Linked DNA regions of Homo sapiens: region 2 is linked to region 1. Evidence: chromatin loops called from intact Hi-C (ENCODE). Cell type or tissue: PC-3. All regions are shown on one strand. Links, peaks and the distances in the headings refer to the core of each region. The heading gives the core; the rest is flanking DNA.

Region 1 (9,871 bases), core at 3,801-6,300:
AAAAATTCCAGTTAACTACAGACTGCTTATGCAACAGTGGTCCCATAAGATTATATATGTTTACTGTACATTTTCTATGTCTGGATACACAAATGCCTTCTGTTGTGTGACAATTTCTTACAGTATTCAGTACAGTAACTTGCTGCAGCCTAGGAACAATAGTCTAAACTATACATCCAGTTGTGTAGTAGGCTATATCATCATAGGTTTGTGTAAGTACACTTTGTGGATATTTGCACAGTGACAAAATTGCCTAATGACACATTTCTCAGGATGTACCCTGATGTACTCAGGATGGTGCTTCACCATCAAGCAATGCACAACTGTACCTTGAAACTATCCTTTGCACTCATCACAACTTCAAAATACGGTAGCTGGATCTTATTATTTAATATGTTAAGAAACACACATATGTTATTTTATAATGAAGTTTTAAGAGTCATTTTGATAATTGTATTTCCATATAATTATTTTTCTATTTCAATTGTCTATTTCAAATAGAATCTTATGTATTCTATTTTATGCCTTTAAAAACATTACTCTGAGAGGGGTACAGGTGTCACTCTGCTACCACATGGGTCCACAGTGCAAATAAAAGTTTTAAAAACTTGCTCTAAAAAGACATTCACTGAAAATCTTAAATTATTCCCTAGGAACAAAATTTTCAAAACTTTTTTTTTTTTAAGGAAGAGAGATGTTAGGGCAACAATTCCTTAATTTCATCATCTCTTCCATTTATTTACTTGATTGAATGAATTCTTGACAGATAGCACATGTGCAATAAACATTCATAGAAATGATGTCCCTTTTTATTCTTGGCAAAATTAGCGTTGTGCTGAAAACAAAATGAGTTTGGTTCATGGGACATTTCCTGAAAGGAATGACAGTTTAAGACAGAATAAAGTGGAAAGGGAAGGAATATCTATGTGGAGGAATTAGCCAACGATAAGATCTTACCTTGAAGAAGACCTTCTGCATTGAGTCTGAAAACAACATTTGTGTTTATGTGAAAATCCATGCCCTGACCTAACTCTCTGTGTCCTGTCAGCCTAGGTAATCAAATTATGCATGAAATAATTTCATAATTTTATTTTCAACTGACAAGCACTACATTATACATTCAATCTGTTCACATGAGATAATATATTTCTTGCAGTAACATCTGTTAATATATGCTTGTTCTCAAAAAACGATTATATTACAAATCTTAATCTAGGTACAGAAATGAAAGGGTCCAGGCATTTGATTAATATATATTGATTAATCCTATATAGCAGGAGAAGCTCAGGAATTGTCTGATAAAACTCTCCCAACAGTCTAGTTGAGTCTTTCATTTTGCTGCTAGAAATCATTTTGCTTGGTTTGCTGCTGCTTCTTACATGGATCCACACTGGGCAGACTCTTGAGAGGTGGAAAAATAAGTTAGATGACTATTAAGGGCAGTTTGCAGAGCATGTTTAGAAACCGCACAAGAATGGGGAGAAAGAGTGTTTGGTTGCTCCCCCTGGAGCTTATATTTTTACAATGCTAAACTCTGAGGTTCAGGAAGCAGACCATATTTTTCATGTCCCCATGAATTTTCCTGACTAATCTATCTCCCTAGAATGCTCTTCTTGTCCCTATTTACTCTCTGCAACTTAAGATCTGCTAATACTAAGTCATCAGTTTCTTGTAAAATTTTCACCTGACCCCTACTCTTGTTCCAGATTGGGTTACCTACTCCTCTGTACTGCTAAAATCCCCTGTCCTCCTTCCATGGGCAGGCACTGCTCTCATGTCCTCCCACCATACCCTTCTACCCTCGACTCAACATCAAACTCTAGACCGTGACCATTTTGAGACCGAAATTATGCCCTTGAGTTACAGGCAAATATTAGGTTCTTTAGATTTTCTGCAGAATTAATTGAATGAAAAATGAACGAGGCCAACAAGTAAAAGGAGACAAATGAGACAGGCAACATGAAGACTGAAGGGTATGTAAAGAAGGGTAGGGAGGTTAGCCAGCCCCAGCCGATCTTACTTCTAAGATGTTGACAGAAGTGTGTGCGTGCATGTGTGTTTGCATGGGAGCAGTAGTAGCCCAGGGAAGGTGAACTTTAAACTTGACTGCATAGAAATACTTCCAATATAGCAGGTACGAATGTCACTGTGCCACTTTCTGGTGTGTAAATGTGACAGAAAAATTAGTTCTGTACTTTCACTCATGTGACGGTAGAAAATTCAATCTCAGTAATATTTGGCGGCTTTGGTGTTCATCCAAAAATCTCCTAGTGTTTGGAGTGACAGAAGCTTGCAGGTTCCTTGTCAGAGTCTTCGGTGGCTCACCAGTGTTTGAAAGCATTGGACAGGCCATATGTTCCAGCCAGACCAGAGATGCACCTCAGGGTGGTCCACTCCTTGACCACACACAGGTTCACAGAGACCTTCAGGATCTCAATGTCTCCTGTGAGCTTGGCGTTAAGTGTTGAGCTTCTAAAGCACATCCCAAAATAATTCCTGGCTAGCACACGTGTATGAAGAAGCCAAGGCCCTTCCAGAAACCTGCCTGATTCCTGTGCACACTCCCCACTCCTAGCCTGAGGAAAATCAAATGTTTCCTTAAATTGGGTAGCTTCTGTGTCTTCAACTCCGAAGACTTAACCTCCATGCCCCTCCTTTGTGAACGCAATCTGGGAAAACTTTTGTACTAGGTGTCATGGATGAGAAAAGAAGCTGGAAATACCAGTTATTCCTTTCTTAATAACTGACCTTGTTATTCAGCTCTTCAGAAGCCACAGGAAATTTTATCCCTCTCCTCTCTAAATCCCACCCCCACCACATCCACTGGCTGCCCTGTTCTGTTCTGCAGCATGGAGATACCCAAAGCCCAGTCTTGGCAGTTGTCCCAGTTTTCTTCATCCTGTTCATGACTCCAAAGAAAACACATCTCTCACTCAACAACAAACTGGCAGTTTCTGTTGAGAACTCAGATATTTTCCCAGAGTCCGCCGTAAAAATAATAAGGTTATATTTTAATTTTAAATTATTTGTTCATGCAGATTCTTTTGGAAAGACCTTGCTATAGTTTTGTTGATCATACAAAGAACCTTTTAAACAAAATATTTTCCAAAAATATAGCAGGCTTCCTTCTGCTGACACAAATCTCAAGAAGAGTCAGCATTTGTTATAAGGCTCTAAACAAATATTTATAAACCCTGCTTAAATTTGTTTTGAAACTTGCATAATTTTGGCAATCATTACTCATGCTAGTATCATCACTCAGGGCTTGGCATTAACGTTTTCTTCAAAATATTTTACTTTTATAGTATAAATTTACCCTATATTGCCAAAGATGTATTGGACAAGGGTGGTCATCACTGTACTGTGCTGAAACTTGGCTTCATTTTTGAAAGAGTGGAAAATTTATCAGAGGAGTTTTGGGAAGATGAAATATTTCAGTGATCTAATCCCATAATATTTATGACCTCTTACAACTAGTAGTGATTAGGCCCCACTTGTGACCAACAAACTAAAAATTTACCCTCATTCTATGAATAGGATTTTATTTTAAAATAATTATATTATGAAAACATAAAAAATATTTGAAACAAAAAACTTGTGAATATTCACATACTTCATTGCCCATTAAGAACAGTTCCACCAATGCCTAGTTGACTTGTAACAATTTGTGTGCAGCAAAAATAGAGAGACAGGGCTGGAGTGCGCTTGTTCTGCATTAGACTAGGCTAATGAGAAAATGCTAAAGGTGTTGGAAAAGGCAAGAGCCAAAGAAGCCTTAGAGAGAAAGTTATGATTGGGGGTTCAGAATAGGAGATTGAGGGCATAGAAGCTACAAGGCTTGCTGCAGAGCAGGCTGAGGCTCCACAGAGGAGGAGAGACAGGACTCGACCAGGTGTTGCCTTGGGGCTATGTATGAATCTCCTGTACAGACTCCAGTAAGGAGTTCTTAAGTGTTCCCTTTTTTAAATTTAATTTTTGAATAGATTATACTTTTGCAAGGTTCAAAATTTTTAAAGGTCCTGTAGGTTTTATCAGGAAAAAGTCTCCATAACACTCCAGCCCCAAACCACCCAGTTCTCATCCCCAGAAGCCACCAATATTATCAGTTTACTGTGTGTCCTCCAGAGCTATTTTATGCACATACAAGCAAACAGACATTTGTATATATTCACTCTCTCTTTCATTTTTTTTAAACAAGTAGCAGCTTGCTACATAAATTATTTTGTATCCTGCTTTACTCTCTGTAAAATATCTTGGATATTGTTTCATTTTATTAGGCAGATTCTTCATTCCTTTTTTTTTTCAGCTGCAGAGTATTCACTATAGCAAGGTACAAATGGTTTTTGGTCAGTTTCCACTTTTGGTTGCTTTGATCATTTGCTATTATATACACGATGCTGTAAATTTTTAATTTATTTTGTGTCATGAACCCCTTTGGCAGTCTGGTGAAGCCTATTAATTTCTTCTTAATAAAATATTTTCAAGTGCATGCAAAATTCTCAGGATTAAAAGGAAACCAATTATGCTGATATATAGGTATCAAAATATTCTTTATATAAACATTTATTTAGAAATATATGTACTTATTTATTAAAACTTAATAAGATCTAGCAGTGGATCAAATTCTTGTAATTTCAAAATATGAGTGAGCATAAATGCTGTTTCAAAATATCTGCAACAATTGTAATGTGATGTAAAATATCTGTGATTTTATTGGTAACAAAGGCATAGGCTGATACTATCATGGTTTCCTGCTTGCTTTCATAATTAAAGGAAATGACAAATTTTACTTAGAGTTAAGAAACCCTGCCTTATACATACATCATTTCCCAAACACTCAAGTGTATGTGTAGGGTATATTTTTAGAAGTGTTTTAAATTAGCAACTGCAAATAAATTTATAATTGAATACATATTGCCAAACTGCTGAAAATGCAGTCGTTCTACCAACACTGAATAAGGGTATGTTAACAAGCATTTTAATCCTTGCCAATCCGAGAGATGAAAAATAATATTTTGGTGGTTTTATTTTGCACTCTCTTGTCAAAAGCAAATTTGAACATCTTTTCATATATTTATGAACCATCTTCTTTTCTGTGTGTTCATACCCCTTGCTCATTGTACTATTGGTTTGTTAGCAGGTTTGCTGTGTTGCAAACGCCAGGGGACATCAGTCACAGAGACCTGAATGTACACAGCACCCCCTGGAGTTGGCAATGCGGAGGCTCTGGCTGTTGATCCCAAAGAAGATTTAAATTGCAGTCCATTATATTTTTCTCTCAGACTTCTGTTTCTTTGAATATTCCAAATAGATTAAAATATAATCTGGAATCTTAAGTGCCTTAGTCTTATTTAGGTAACAATACTATCTAAGAAAAACTCTAGAAGAATTCACAACAAATTGCTAACTATAGTTATCTCTGGCAGAGGAAGTAGCATGGGAAAGGCGTGGGAAAATTTTTTACTTTGACTTTTTTTTCACCTGTGTACTTATGTATAATTTGTGTGGAATAAATAAAATAATAAATATACATGATAAAATTTCAAATAAAAGTTAAAAAAATTACGGGGCACTCCTCCTTGAGCCTATATGATGGTTTTGAAATACTATTCAAAAAGAACCAGGACTTCTTAGAGAAATGACTGAGTGCAGGTCTCGGGCAGGAAATGTACAAGATGAGCCTGGCACCTCTTATTAATACCACATAGCAAGAAAGGTACGAAGATGACTAGGGCCATGGCAAAAGGACTCATGAACTAACTTGAAGAGGCTTCTACTGACCAAAGACAGAGCAACTTAAGCATCAATAAAGATAATAACTGCAATGGCTATGATGAAATACATTATGAATGCATAAAGTTCATACTAATGTTAAACAAAATGAAAATTAATTGGTCATACTGGGTAGATGATGGGGAACTAACAAATTATTTTAAAAATTGGTAAATCCAGGCAAAGAATCTAGCATTTATTGTAACTTTTTTTTTTTTTTTTGAGACAGAGTTTTGCTCTTGTTGCCTAGGCTGGAGTGCAATGGTGCGATCTCGGCTCACTGCAACCTCCTCCTCCCGGGTTAAAGCAATTCTCCTGCCTCAGCCTCCCAAGTAGCTGGGATTACAGGCATGCACCACCACTCCCGGCTAATTTTGTATTTTTAGTAGACACAAGGTTTCTCCATGTTGGTCAGGCTGGTCTCAAACTCCCGACCTCAGGTGATCTGCCCACCTTGGCCTCCCAAAGTGCTGGGATTACAGGGCACCCGGCCCTATTCTAACTTTTTAATGCAAACTGAGTCTCCAGGTCATCAAATAATAGACAAGGAGAAGTTTCCTTTCATAAAAAGTAATCCAGCTAATAAATTAAAACAGAATGAGAAAATTCATAATTCCTAATGAATGATTATACCCAGGCATTGGCCACCCACAGCTGTGAGCTTTACCAAAAGGAAAACAACTTGGCCTTAGGTGCATCCTAATGAAAAAGCGCAATCCCACATAAAAAGTGGTTTTGCCAAATACAGGAAAAAAAAAAAAGAACCAAAAAACTTTGAATCTGATGAAGTGTCCAGGTCCAACGGCCAATTGGCGTGTTAAGCAATAGAAGAGGTTTCCAGTCTGTGGACTGCGGGAAACTCTACAGCTTTCTTCAACAAAGCAACTGAAAGGGAGAGAAAAAGAGGTAGGTGGAGGGGAAACTTCAGAGACTATCAACCAATCATGATACGCAGACCTTATTTGGATTTTGATTCAGATATACAAACTGTATAAACAAAGCAACTTTTATAATATTTACGAAACAACTGGAAATTTCAACACTGAAAGGATATTTGATGATATTAAAGAACTTGTTTTACTAATTTGTAATATTTTACATAATGCTATGAGGATTATGTTTTTTCAAAGTGTTCATTCTCTTCTAAAGATACTAAAAAACAGATGAAATAATACTATATCTGGAATATGCTTCAAATAATGTGGGAATAGTTGAGGTATCAAAGCAGATAGATTGGTCACGGATAATTGTTGGAGCCAGGTGAGGGAAATCGATGGGGCTTTATATTATTCTAATTTTGTATATGTTAAATTTTTTTTAAGTAAACAAAATCATTAAACATCAATTTGTCCTGAAAAGGGACATTGTATCACAAGAGGGTCTGAGAAATACCCTTTTGTTTTGTTGGTTTTTTTTTTTTTTTTTTTTTGCCAAATTTGGCAGTAGGGAGTTGAACTAACTCATTTCTTTTAGGCCCTATACATGTGTTGGGATTTTTTTTAATCGGAATTTAAAAATTCATGTTCCTTATGGATCAGAAATGTTCCTGTCTGCATTCCATAGGAAGCAGCAGCAATGTCGTCGGGCAGCCTGGGGTTCGGGAGGTGAGTTGATGGGTTTGGAGAAGGCATGTGCTGACTACGGGCTTCCCTGGGAAACAGATTGTGGGTGGAGATGAGCTTGCAGGTTGTCTCTCAGGGAGTGCCCTCAGGATCATCCCTATGAGGGGAGAGGAGTGAGAGAAGCAGGGCTGGGCAGCAGATGAACTCTGATGCAGTTCAACGGAGGCCTCGGCCAACCCCACAGACAGCTGTGGAGCTAGGATGGCCCTACCGAGTTTGTCACTTGAGGCAAGGAAGCCAGGTATAGTCCGCCTCCTCAGTGGTTAGAGATGGCTTCTCCTCAGGGAGGGGCCATGGCTTGGGTGACGCAGCTTCCTTAGGCAGAGGGCAGTCCCTGAGAGAGTCTGGGCTGTGGATGGCTAACACTCATAGCACGCTGTCAGCAGGAGGAGGAACAAGGGCCTCAGGCCAGAAAGAGAGCTGGACTGTGTCTCATCAGGGTCTACCAATGACAACATTGTTGTCACACCAAATTTACTGCACACCAATCCAAGGATTATTGCTTCTAGGTGAATGACACATAAGAATTAGTCATAAAGGGAAGCCTTGACATCAAATTCCTGACAACACACAAAACCTATATAATGTGATAAAAGGTTATGTATCATTCATGCTCTTTATACCTATGTGACACTGGTAGGTGAGTATCTTATATGTTAGTGCTCCCCAAGTCCCTAAAGTTCCCACAGAGGCAAAAGAGCTATTTGAATGATTTCCAATACTATTCTAAAAATAAAATCTAACAATATAAATTTTTTTTATTTTTTATTTTTTCACTCTGTCACCCAGGCTTAAGTGGTGCAATCACAACTCACTGCAGCCCTGACTTCCTGGGCTTAAGCAATCCTCCCACCTAAGCCTCCTGAGTAGCTGGGACTACAGGTGTATGCCACAATGCCTGACTAATTTTTTGATATTTTTGTAGACCTGATGTCTCACTGTGTTGCCCAGGCTATTCTCGAACTCCTGGGCTGAAGAGATCCTCCTGCCTCGGCCTCCCAAAGTCTTGGGATTACAGGTATGAATAAACATGGCTGGACTATTCTTTTTATGTTGAAATAACTTCAAACTTACTACCAAGTTGCACGAATAGTACGAATACCTCCCATATACCCTTTACTACATTCACAAATTAACATCTTGTCATATTCACTTTATAATTTTCTACATAACCACCATACTATAATAATGAAAATGAGGAAATTAAACATTTATAAAATGCTGTTATCTAACCCACAGTCCATATTTAAATTTTACCAATTTTAAATTTTACCAATTGTCAGAGTAATGTCCTTAATAGCAATAGTTTTCCCTCCGGTCCAGTATCCAATTCAAAATAGTATCTTGCATTGTGTGGTTATATGTCCTCAGTCTCCTTCAACCTAGCATGTTTCCTCAGTCTTTCCTTACTTTTGTTATCTTGATGCAAGTGAAGATTGCAGGCATCTTTGGCAAGAATAAAATAGAAACAACTATATTGGTTTTCTGTATTGCGGTCAATCAATTTTCACATAGCAGCTAAAAGCAACACATAATTATTATCTCACAGTTCCTGTGGATCAAGACTGGGCAGTTTAGCTGGGTATTCTATGAGGCTATAATCAAGATTTTTAAGAAATCAAAACATTATAATATACAGAAAATAAAAAATATAAATAATACATCCAGAAAGTAAGGAAGTGGCCAAAGAATAATGTCCTGTGAAAAGGACACAGGAGCCAGCTTTAAAGGGCTTTCACAGGCCAAATCTGGGACAATTTGAGCACTAGTAATGGATTATAATTCATTGAACAAAATAGGACTTCATGAGTTCATAGAGATATTAACTAAAAGTTTGATGAAAAAGCAATATTGACATTGTCTGAATGCATCTCCCCACAAAATACTATTTACAAAGGGGGAAAAGAGTAAGTGCACTGGAGAAGCCTGGTGGACACCACCTTCATCAAGTGATTCAAGTAAACATCGCTTGTAGTAGACTAAGGGGTATGGTAAACCACCTCATAGGATGCAATGAGAACACAGCATCACCATGGCCAACTTTATCATGTCCCCGCCAAATCCCTGACTCCTAGTATTCACATCCTCATATAATCCCCTCCTCTTGAGTGTGGGTGGGACCTGTGACTTGCTTCTAATCAATAAGATAAGGCAAAGGTGATGGGATGTCACTCCTGTGATTGTGTTACATTATGTAAGGATCTGTCTTGCTGGTAGACTCACTCTAGAGTCTTGCTCTCCTGCTGACTTCGAAAAATCATGAGTCCTACAAATACTAGGAAATAAATTCTGCCAACAACCTGAGTAAGCTTCAAAGTGAATCCTTTCCCAGTAGAGCTGGGGACAGAGACCAACACCCCTCTCAGCCAGGAGCATGTCTCTAATATGTAAACTAACCAGACCAGATCCTTATCTCTTCTATTTGGCTATACACACAAGAGGTAACCCTTCTCTGCTTTAGTCATTCCAAGGCCAGG
Region 2 (9,871 bases), core at 4,486-6,985, 120 kb after region 1:
TCAGTCTGTCTTGGCAAAGTGAACCCATTGGTTGTTTACAGTACATTTTATAGATTTACAAAGACTCCCTCCTTTTTTTTCCTATCTTAGACTTTCGGTTTCTCGATAACCTGTTTCATAGCCCTAGGCAGTTGTCAGCTAAATAGTCTAAAATTTTCACATTAAAGGAAACAACTCAGGTGAAAATCAAATAGCAAAATTTACGTTATAAAATAGAAAGAGAAAAAAATCTGGCAGTGCTAGAAGGAGACACTTTTATTTTTCTTTGAGCCAAATTAAACATAAAATTAAACTACACTCTTCCTTAAAATCCCTAGAGTAGATTCTGTTGCAATAACTAGTTTAGTAAAAAAAAAAAAAAAAAAATCAGGTGAAAACAGAATTCAGTTAACTGAGAAAAAAAAAGAAAAAAAATAAACTTTTGCTCCAAAAGACAAGGTCTTAGGAGAGAAAAACAAACCAACAAACAAAACCAAAAACATGAAGGCCTTTCAAACATGCACACATGCACACATACACACACACACACACATCTTGGATGTTAGCCTTTTAATTAAGCTGACTTTTATCCAGTCCAAACTCAGCCTCCAGCAATTGTTAAAATTACCAGTTTATTGTGCCAGTGGCTTCTGCTCTAGGTAAGCATATTTCTTCTGTGACTCTAGATTGTCTGTCTCTTCAGATATGGGGATTTGCCCTACAAACTCCATTATCTGATGGGTTTAAGAAAAGCTGTTGATTTTCTTTGTCCAGTTTCTCTTGTTGTAAGGATTATGACTTCCATGCTCTTTACATGCTGGAGCTGAAACTGGAAGTCTTAGGGGTTGGTATTTGGGCATGTTGAATTTGACGAGTTCATTAGACTCTTGCTTCTCAAAGTGTGGTTCATGGACCTGCAGCACTGGCATCATCTGCGAGCCAGTGAGGAAATGCAGAATTTCAGACCCACCCAGACTTATAGAATACAGATTTTTCCTTTTAAAAAAATCTCCAGATGATTTTTCTGTGCATAAACATTTAAGAAGTTGCTATATTAACCATCTAAGTGGAAATGTGGCATAGATTATTGTATATACTGTTAGGCAGAGAGGTTCAAGCCAGAGACACACATTTCTGAGTTTTTGTCATGTTGGCACTATTTTAAGCCATGAAACAGATTCCCTGACCTACATCATGGACTTTAGTATCAGTGCACTCCAACTAAACCACAGGAACACATCTGTAGATGAACAAGTTGTGTTTGTTGCTTAACGCATTGAGAGAGAACATACATGATACAGAACCTTGGGGTATCTCAGAAAAAAAAAGCAGTGTTAAAAAGAACTTATTGTATGATTGGGGTTTGTGTTAGGTGATTTGTGGGGGATGTTTAAGGAAGCAGGGCTTTGCTCTGGATCAAAGGCAGTGAGAAAGTGGGGGAAATTTATGATTGGGTATCTTAATAAATGTAATCTATAAGAAAAGAAGAATGAAATAAAGCTAAAGCTATAATTGGTAAAGAGTAAAACAAAGCTAGAGCCATAAAATATAGTCAGGGAATGTGTGGTTATTTTTGAGATTTGGAGAATGTTCATGTTTCTCATGTATACTGTAAACCAAAAATAAAATTCTAAGGTCCCCCAACCATCTGAAAGGACTTCCTCCTCAGCCAAGGCTCTTTTAAAATTTTACCTGGAGACTGTTTCAGGCCTTGAAGGGCAGCGGGGGTTGGACATGCCTCATTACACCTCTCAACATTAACACCAACACAGACTTTAAGTCTGATAAGAAACATTTTTACAACCTATTGTTTCTGAAGCCTACTACCTAAAAGCTTCCTCTGTAAATAACTTGGGTCTCCACAATTCTTTATCTTAACCCAGACCTGCCTTTCTGTTGATCCAAGGTCTTTATACAAATTCAACCAATTGTCAACCAGAAAATGTTTAAATTTACTTATAGCCTGGAAGCCCCCACTCGGCATTGTCCCGCCTTTCTGACCAAACCAATGTATTTCTTAAATGTATTTGATTGATGTCTCATGCCTCCGTAAAATGGTATAAAACCAAGCTGCACCCCAACCACCTTGGGCACATGTTCTCAGGTCCTCCTAAGGGTTGTGTCACAGGCCATGGTTACTCATATTTGGTTCAGAATAAATGTCTTCAAATATTTTACGGAGTTTGACTCTTTTCATCAACAATATTCAGACATTTTCTGGAGTGGTATTGTTTTTCTTCTGGCTCCATTAGGGTCACAGAGTGGTGCTGTCTGATGTTGGTGTTCTGGGAGATTGTTTATGCCAAGGAGGAGGACACCAGGGCCTAGCTGTGAGTGCCAGGCCAGCTCCTAGTTGGGCAAAGCTTAGCCACTAGTACCAGGACAGCTCCTGGATGTTGGGGGGCTGCTTTTCTCTTTCTTACTGTTCAGTGTCTTCCCACTATTCCCTTCTGTGCCTTGCTTTGTAGGCCTCCAGTGTCTTATGTAGTCTACCCCATACTGCGAAAGCTTGTAATTTGCATAGCCTTAAACTGCGAAGGACTCAGAGCTCCAGCCCAAGTGGAACTCTCTCTGCCCCAGCTGCTAGCTGCTCTACTTATTCAAATTTTTCTAATCTAGTATATAGTTTCCCATAGAATAACCTTGATTATAAGGCAAGGAGTTTAATGGTAGGGCATCCACCAGGCTTTAAGTCCTGGATTTAAATTCTGGCAATAACATTTAGTTGTTTTGGTTAGTTGTTTAAAATCTCCAAGTTCCAGTTTCCTTATCTATAAAAGAGAACTTAATAAGCTTCCCTTTCAGAGTTGGTGGCACAATTAGAGCTAATATTTACAAAAGGGCTAAGGAAGAGCTGACTTTCAACAAATGGTGGTTATTGGTAGAAGTAATACAAAGAATAGAAATGGATCTAACAGTGACTGACATCCTCCATGGTGTCTTTAAACTCCCCATCTTGCCCCAACATCATTTATATCTAATTTATCAGCTTTGTTGGAAGATATAATTAGAGCCATATACTCTGAGAAAAACTGAGCATTTGTAGGTAATATAGAAGTCTACACACTTAAACTATTAAAGCCACTGCTATTACAGGTAGTATGAAAAGAACAGAAAATTTTATTTGGAATCCAGTAATCTATAGCTGACTACTGGCACTACAATTTGGAAATGTGCATTCTACAGCAAGTTACTTGACCTTTTGAGTTTTTGGTCTCTTATCTACAAATCAGATGTAAGGAAGGGGCAGGGGTAAGGGAGAGACTGTTGGGAAAATTACATAGGGTAATAATTTTCATTTATAAAATATTTTCTATATAGCAGAGTTTTTTACAAACAGATGTTATTATCACTAGTCCCTTATGCACATTTTTATTTGCTGTATTTATTTCTTAAACTTATTTACAGTTCTGGAATGGAAAAACCAGGAAGGAATCTAAATTTCCTCCAAGGTATTTAGCCTCACACCTTCAGGCTAAATTCAACAAAGTTTGGCTAAGTAAACTTAAATAAAGTGAGTTATGTTCTTGAGCTGTAACCAAGAATATAATCAAATGATAGTGACCAACTTTAAACACTGCTGTACCAAAAGGCTGATCTACTGAGGGCTATTCAGGGAGGAACAGAAAGGACTGGAACAATTATTTTCATCCTGACAAACAATAGTATGTAACATGACCTAGGAAAAAGTGCTTGACCCTTCACCCTTCAACAAGAAAAAAAAAATAGAAGCCAATTTTCCTAGTCACCTGTTGAGAAGAACCAAAACAACAAATATTTACCAATACCATGCTCTACCATTTTCGTTGTAGCTCTCAGTGGGCTGAGAGCTAACTTTTTCCATGTGCCTGCTCTGTGTCAAAGTAGAGGCCAGGTCCTCGCAGGAGCCATGAACTTTAATTATTATTACCCTTATATTACAAATAACAGGACTCTGGGTCAGAATGATTATGCAGCTCGTCCCACATGACACAGGTAGTAAATGGTGGAGTTGAACTGGAGGTAGATCTGCTTGAATTGAATATAGGAGATTTTTTTGCACTTTTTGGGGTACCTTGTGTAGAAAAAAAAATGCCAGCTGAATCGCTCCTTTGCTATCCATATTCCAGGGTAAAATTAATGTTCCTATGAGAATGAGGTAGAAGTCATAGAATGTTGGGAAGAAGGGACCTTTGAAAGCTCATTTAAAGAATCCCATTCCCACCTGGTGGGTGGGTCCTTTTACAGCTGCTGGTCCAGGCCACAGTGACAGGATAGGCTTTAAAGTTCTTCCATATACAGAGCTAAATTTATGGGCCTATAGCTTCCAACTATTTGAATCCAGTTGAGTTTCTTCCTTGAGGCAGAGAGCCCATGTATAATCCTTTTCTCTTGTGACACATTGTGTTTGACTGGGGTCTTCTTGCCAGCCCTTTCAATTGTTTCCCAAAAGGTGTGGGATGTGAATCTCTTCTCTTGGTTCTCCTGTGGGTGGTTTCTCCCATTGCCAAGGTCCCTCCAGGAGACCCAGCTTTTCTGAATTCCTTCCAAGATCTGCTGGTGACTTTAAATCTGCCAAAGCACTCGGTGGCTCAGGCAAGGATTGTGTAAACAATCCTAAGTCATGGAACGTGATCTACTCCTTAAGAGCTAAAGTAACCTTAAAGTGAGGCTAGAAACATATAGATGGTTCAGCCCAAAGAATTTGGTATGTCTTTTAAACCAAAATGCCACATATATTACTTGCTACATTTATATTTGATCTCTTCATCCAAAACTCCAACACTTTTTGGAGTATTGACATTTGGAGTATGTGGCATTTTCTTAAATAGGTATTGATATCTATATGTACACATGGGAAAAATACACTTTGATTTTGTGTGTTTTGAAAAATAGGCTGGGTGTCGTGGCTGATGCCAGTAATCCTGCCACTTTGGAAGGCCTAGGTAGGCAGATCACTTGAGGCCAGGAGTTTGAGACCAGCCTAGCCAACATGGTGAAACCCCATCTCTACTAAAAACACAAAAATTAGCCTGGTGTGGTTGCACACACCTGTAATCCCAGCTACTCAGAGTCTGAGGCCCAAGAATCACTTGAACCCAGGAGGCAGAGGTTGCAGTGAGCTGAGATTGGGCCACTGCACTCCAGCCTGAGCGACAGAGTGAAACTCTGTCTCAAAAAAAATAAGAAAGGAAAAAAAAGAAAAAAGAAATTATAGTATGTTTGTATATTAATAGAATATCCAAAATAGGTAGGAAAAGCTATGCTGAGGTTAAAATGAAAGAACTAGACTTCTAGGTACTGACATAAAAGACATCTAAGATATATAGTTGAGGAATAAAAGCAAGCTACAAAATTATACACACCATGTTCTTTTAATTTTTTAAAAATTTTGGTGGGTATATAGTAGGTGTCTATATTTATGGGGTACATGAGATGTTTTGATACAGGCACGCAATGTGAAATAAGCATATCATGAAGAATGGGATATCCATCCCCTCCAAGCATTTATCCATTGAGTTTCAAACAATCCAATTACATTCTTTGTTATTTTATGTATATTTGTTATTATTGACTATAGTCACCCTGTTGTGTTATCAAATACTAGGTCTTACTCATATATCATATGATTGTGTTGTCTTAATATTTCTAACCATGGGTTTCTAAACCTAAATTAGAGTCTAACTTTTGAAACACACTGTGGCTTTCCAATTCTAAAATCTCAAACAATACCTAATAGTAATAGATATTACAATACATGATGATACCCAGATCAGATCAATGGCTTATAAACATTCCTTCTCCTTTCCTTACTTATTGTATTCTCAGCCAAGGCACTCTATTTGTTCAATAAATTTGACATTTAAATCTAACATTTCTTGGTATCTCCAGGAAACAGAAAGAATAAATGCTTCCTATCTAATCTTCCTATCCTAATCTGTAGGAGTTATAACCTACTGGAGTAAAGTAAATACCACATGGAAATTTAAGCAACAGTCTGAAGCAGGATGTGGTTTGTTGACAGTCTGTGTCACAGCTGGTAAATTCAGAGAGGGGCATGTTTCTAAGCTGAAATGGTCAGGGAAGTCTTCACTGAGAAGGTGAAGTTTCAGTTGAGCCTTGAAGAATGGGAAAAATTTGGATTAGCCGAGAAAAAGAGAGGCTGAGGGAGGCAAAATCAGACTGGGAAATGGGCACAAATAAGATGAGATAAATTCAGAAAGCACATTATAACAACGAAGGAACAGGAAGTACTGTAAATAACACTTGTTAAATGTTGACTATGCATCAGCTTCCTTGTGTGTCCGCAAGCTCCTCTGTAAGATGGCTGTCATTGAATTTACACAACTTCCTAACTGGTAGGTAATATTATCATTTTATAAATGAAGAAATGAAGTTACATAATTACACATTGCTGATAACTGACAGTGCTAAGAGTCAAACACAGGCTGTCTGATTCCAGGTTTTCTGCATTCTCTCCCACCTCACACTGTGTTCCTAGTAAGAAAACTCCCCAAAGGGAAGGGATCCTATAAGTGAATTTTGGGGACAAATCTGGAATATCAGAGATACCAGATTGGGGCCTAGATTACATGGATAGTCTTAAATGCTAAGAAATTTGAGAATAACTTAATGAAAGTCTTAAATGACAAGAAATTTTAAATTATCATCTAGTAGAAAAACTTGATAAAGGTAGCATTTCAAGAATTTTCCGGGAATGGTACGTAGAATGGACTAAATAGTAAGAAAGTGGAGGCTGGAGACTAGACAGAAGAATATTCCTATATTTTAGGAATAGATAATCATTATCAAGGGACAGTGGATGATGGGCAACCTAACGATCCAGTGTGTTGTGCAACATTTCACCTCACCTGACAATGAAATCCAAAACCACTTGGAATGGAAATGACATATATGTTAATGAAGACAGATAATGTATGTCAGTAGACACAAATGAAAGAAGAAAGCCTGGATTATAAAAGGTAGGCAAGCCCTACTCAGTTAACTTCTCCAGGCTCAGAATTTGAAAATGAAGGCACTTTTACCATTGACCTTTCTGTTTTTTATTAGTTCTCCAGGTTGGGCAATAGATAGGCACTGCTACATAGGCATTGAAGAAAGCATTTGGAACTATGCTCCTTCTGGTAAAAATATGCTCAATGAAAAGCCTTTTTCTGAAGACCTGTAAGTAATCCTTTGCATTTAACAAGTTATTATCTGAAGCAAAAGTTGGTAATTGTTGATCATTGATGAAATGCTGATGAAAACTTTCTCATGATTGACACTTGCAGGACACATATGCCATTAGAACCACTTCGTTTGTTTAGTTCCAACATGGTATGGAAAAGAGGTAGTAATACAAATCCAAAATTGCTCTTTCCTGGAATGATCGCCACTCTTGTCTTCCTGACACGTTATTTTGCAGATCACAGCTAATTCTGTTTATCATTAATTTTGTTCACGTGATAAGGTATAAAACAACACTTTCCTTTTGATATGTGTGTAGCTGTTTTCTCGATTTTTCTCTTCAGATAATTGAGAGAGGGAAATATAGAGGACATGAGTGGGGTTCTGATTTACCACGGTTTAAGAGCAAAACACCTTAATGCTACCAACAAATCCACAAATCCATTTAAATGTGTAAACAGTCCTAAATCATGGGAACTGATCGACTACTTGAATGCTAAAGTAACCTTAAAGTGGGGTTAGAAACATAGACACAGTTCAGTTTAAAGAATTTGGCATGTCTTTTAAACCAAAATGCCACATGTTTTACTTACTACATTTGTATTTGATTTCTTCATTCAGTATTTCAACACTCTTCTCACCAATTATACCTGTTTTTGACTCCCATCACATTTTCTCCAGCCTCTGGGTTTTATCTGCCAAAATTAGGCTGTTGAGCTTCTGACTTTTCATTTAGCTTATTTAACACTTTGTTTCTTTCCAGTCAACATTTGTTAAAGTTCTGTCTTTTTTGTTTGTTTATAGAGAATTTCTACAAGGAGGTCAAGCGAGGAAGAGCTTTGTTTTTAAAAAGGCTTTGTATTTTCAATATTGATACTGATAATACATTTCAAAGGATCATTGAAAAACCATCCTGGTTGGGATTTTTAGGTCCAATGATTAAAGCAGAGACTGGAGACTTCATTTATGTACATGTAAAAAATAATGCTTCAAGAGCTTATAGTTATCATCCTCATGGGCTCACCTACTCCAAAGAAAATGAAGGTAAGCAGATCCTCTTTCCTGAGTTTTGCTTATGGAGAGTATGAGCACATTGCATTAGAAAAAGCCAGGTAATCATGGACTGGTCAGCATTCTGAGCTACGTGGAGTTTAGAGTGGATGCAGACTCTACTTCTGATGTATTTAAAGTTTATACCCAAGACAGTCCTTTTTTAGTTTCTCATCTTAATTGAGTGACAGCCCTTATGCAATTCCTAGGAAATAAAACACTTTTCCCTTACTCACCAGAAAAGAAAAAAAAGGTGTTTTTTTGTTTCGTTTTGTAGGAAACACTCATGAGCTAAATGTTAGGTTGGCAGAAATCCTGTTCTGCCCCCACCTCATTTCCATTTCCTAGTAGATGAGGATCACCCTCTGGGAAGATATCAGTATCAAGAGAAATCACTACTTTCCAGGCAGACTCTTCTCTCCTACACAGCTACAGTCACAGATACATCATGATTTTGGAAAAAAAAAAAAAGGAAGGGAAGAGAAAGCCAACAAATAGGATTTTGTGAGTTTTTGGGAGACAACAAGGAAAGCTAGGAAAACAGAGTTTGGAATTGTCTTTAGTAGAACACAGATATTTTTTCCCAGTGTTTGAAATATGGTTTTTAAAAGGCCTGGCATAAATCTTTAGAAAACTGGAATTTTAGGCCAACTTGATAAGAGTACCACCTATAGCATACGTGCTCCTTCCAACAGAGGCTCTATGATAATACAGGGCAGCGGAAATCCCATATGCCATTCCTTTCATCTGTCATCATTATTTTGCCATGTTACATGACCATCTTGCAATGATTATTGCCCTTTAAATATAGTCTATAAAAAAAAAGAAAAATAGTCTATATTATAGACATATAATGTGAAAAATGTTAACAAGAGTTTGCTTTATTTTTTTACTTTTTAATCAACTCTCAAAACTTGAACTGAGGTTTGATGATTCCGTCAGGGAAGCATGAAGAAGAACTAGAAAACAGGCCTTGAATTAATCCTCTGGACTGAAACAGACTCAGGAAACTGGACCATGACTGGAGCCAGTTCCAGCTGGGCCGCTGGGCAGGAAGAAAGTACAAAACAGTCAGTCATAATTTCTTCATGTTCAGTGTGGAACAGGAGGGTCCCAAAAGAAGAATAGAGAATCAGAGGCTGCTCATGTTTCAAAGTCTTTTATTGAATAAAGGAATTTTATTCATAGTTAGCAGGATCCAGCCACGAGGGGTAAGGATCTGAGGCAACACTTTAGCCAGAGAAGAAGAAAGAAAGGAGAGCAACGGTCCAAAGTCAGAACTGAGGTAATAGTTCAGAGTAACGGCATGGGCCACCTTCGGACTGCAGTGGGCTACTTGGAAGTAACAGGGACACCCTTGGATGCCCTGGGTCCCAAGTCTGACTGGCAATGAAGAAAATATGGAGGGCAACTCGGGAGTCCAGAGGTTACCTCTGCATCTGAGATCTAGGCACATGGTAGGTGCAAAATAAATATTTGTTGAATCCATCAGTAAGAGTGATGATAGCCTATTATATACTGCCTGCCTCATTCCAATTTAGTCTAAAAACTGCAGCCAAGCTGAGCATTCAGGTAGAAGCCAACTAAAGGGGATTTAGGGAGGTAGGAATCTGGGAAATGGTGGGGAGAAATGCACACTTTTTGAGAAATACAAAGTAGCATAATGGAGGAAGCC

What was found. Hi-C counts contacts between places; a loop is a spot of excess contacts. Peaks named below come from ENCODE experiments on the same cell type or tissue, not always from the same donor. Only the 100,000 strongest peaks of a DNase experiment are listed, where the experiment ranks them.
Region 2: it touches region 1 in a loop (4-fold over the local background); 2 of 110 quality-filtered maps call a loop at or near these places.

The regions. Positions count from the first base shown.
Region 1 is chr3:149,388,871-149,398,741 of GRCh38, reverse strand. It overlaps LOC105374151 (a long non-coding RNA gene), which reads left to right. Exons shown (of 3, transcript XR_924574.3): 3 at 5,141-5,330. Among named protein-coding and RNA genes, the nearest start is that of TM4SF1-AS1, 16 kb to the right of the region's middle. In PC-3, for the core only: CTCF peaks have their summits at 4,997 and 5,200 (motif pointing left); a DNase peak (open chromatin) is centred at 5,181; H3K27ac peaks cover 2,390 bases.
Region 2 is chr3:149,273,782-149,283,652 of GRCh38, reverse strand. It overlaps the pseudogene CPHL1P. Among named protein-coding and RNA genes, the nearest start is that of TM4SF18-AS1, 6.1 kb to the left of the region's middle. In PC-3, for the core only: no CTCF peak of the experiment used is centred there; a DNase peak (open chromatin) is centred at 5,992; H3K4me3 peaks cover 558 bases; H3K27ac peaks cover 2,306 bases.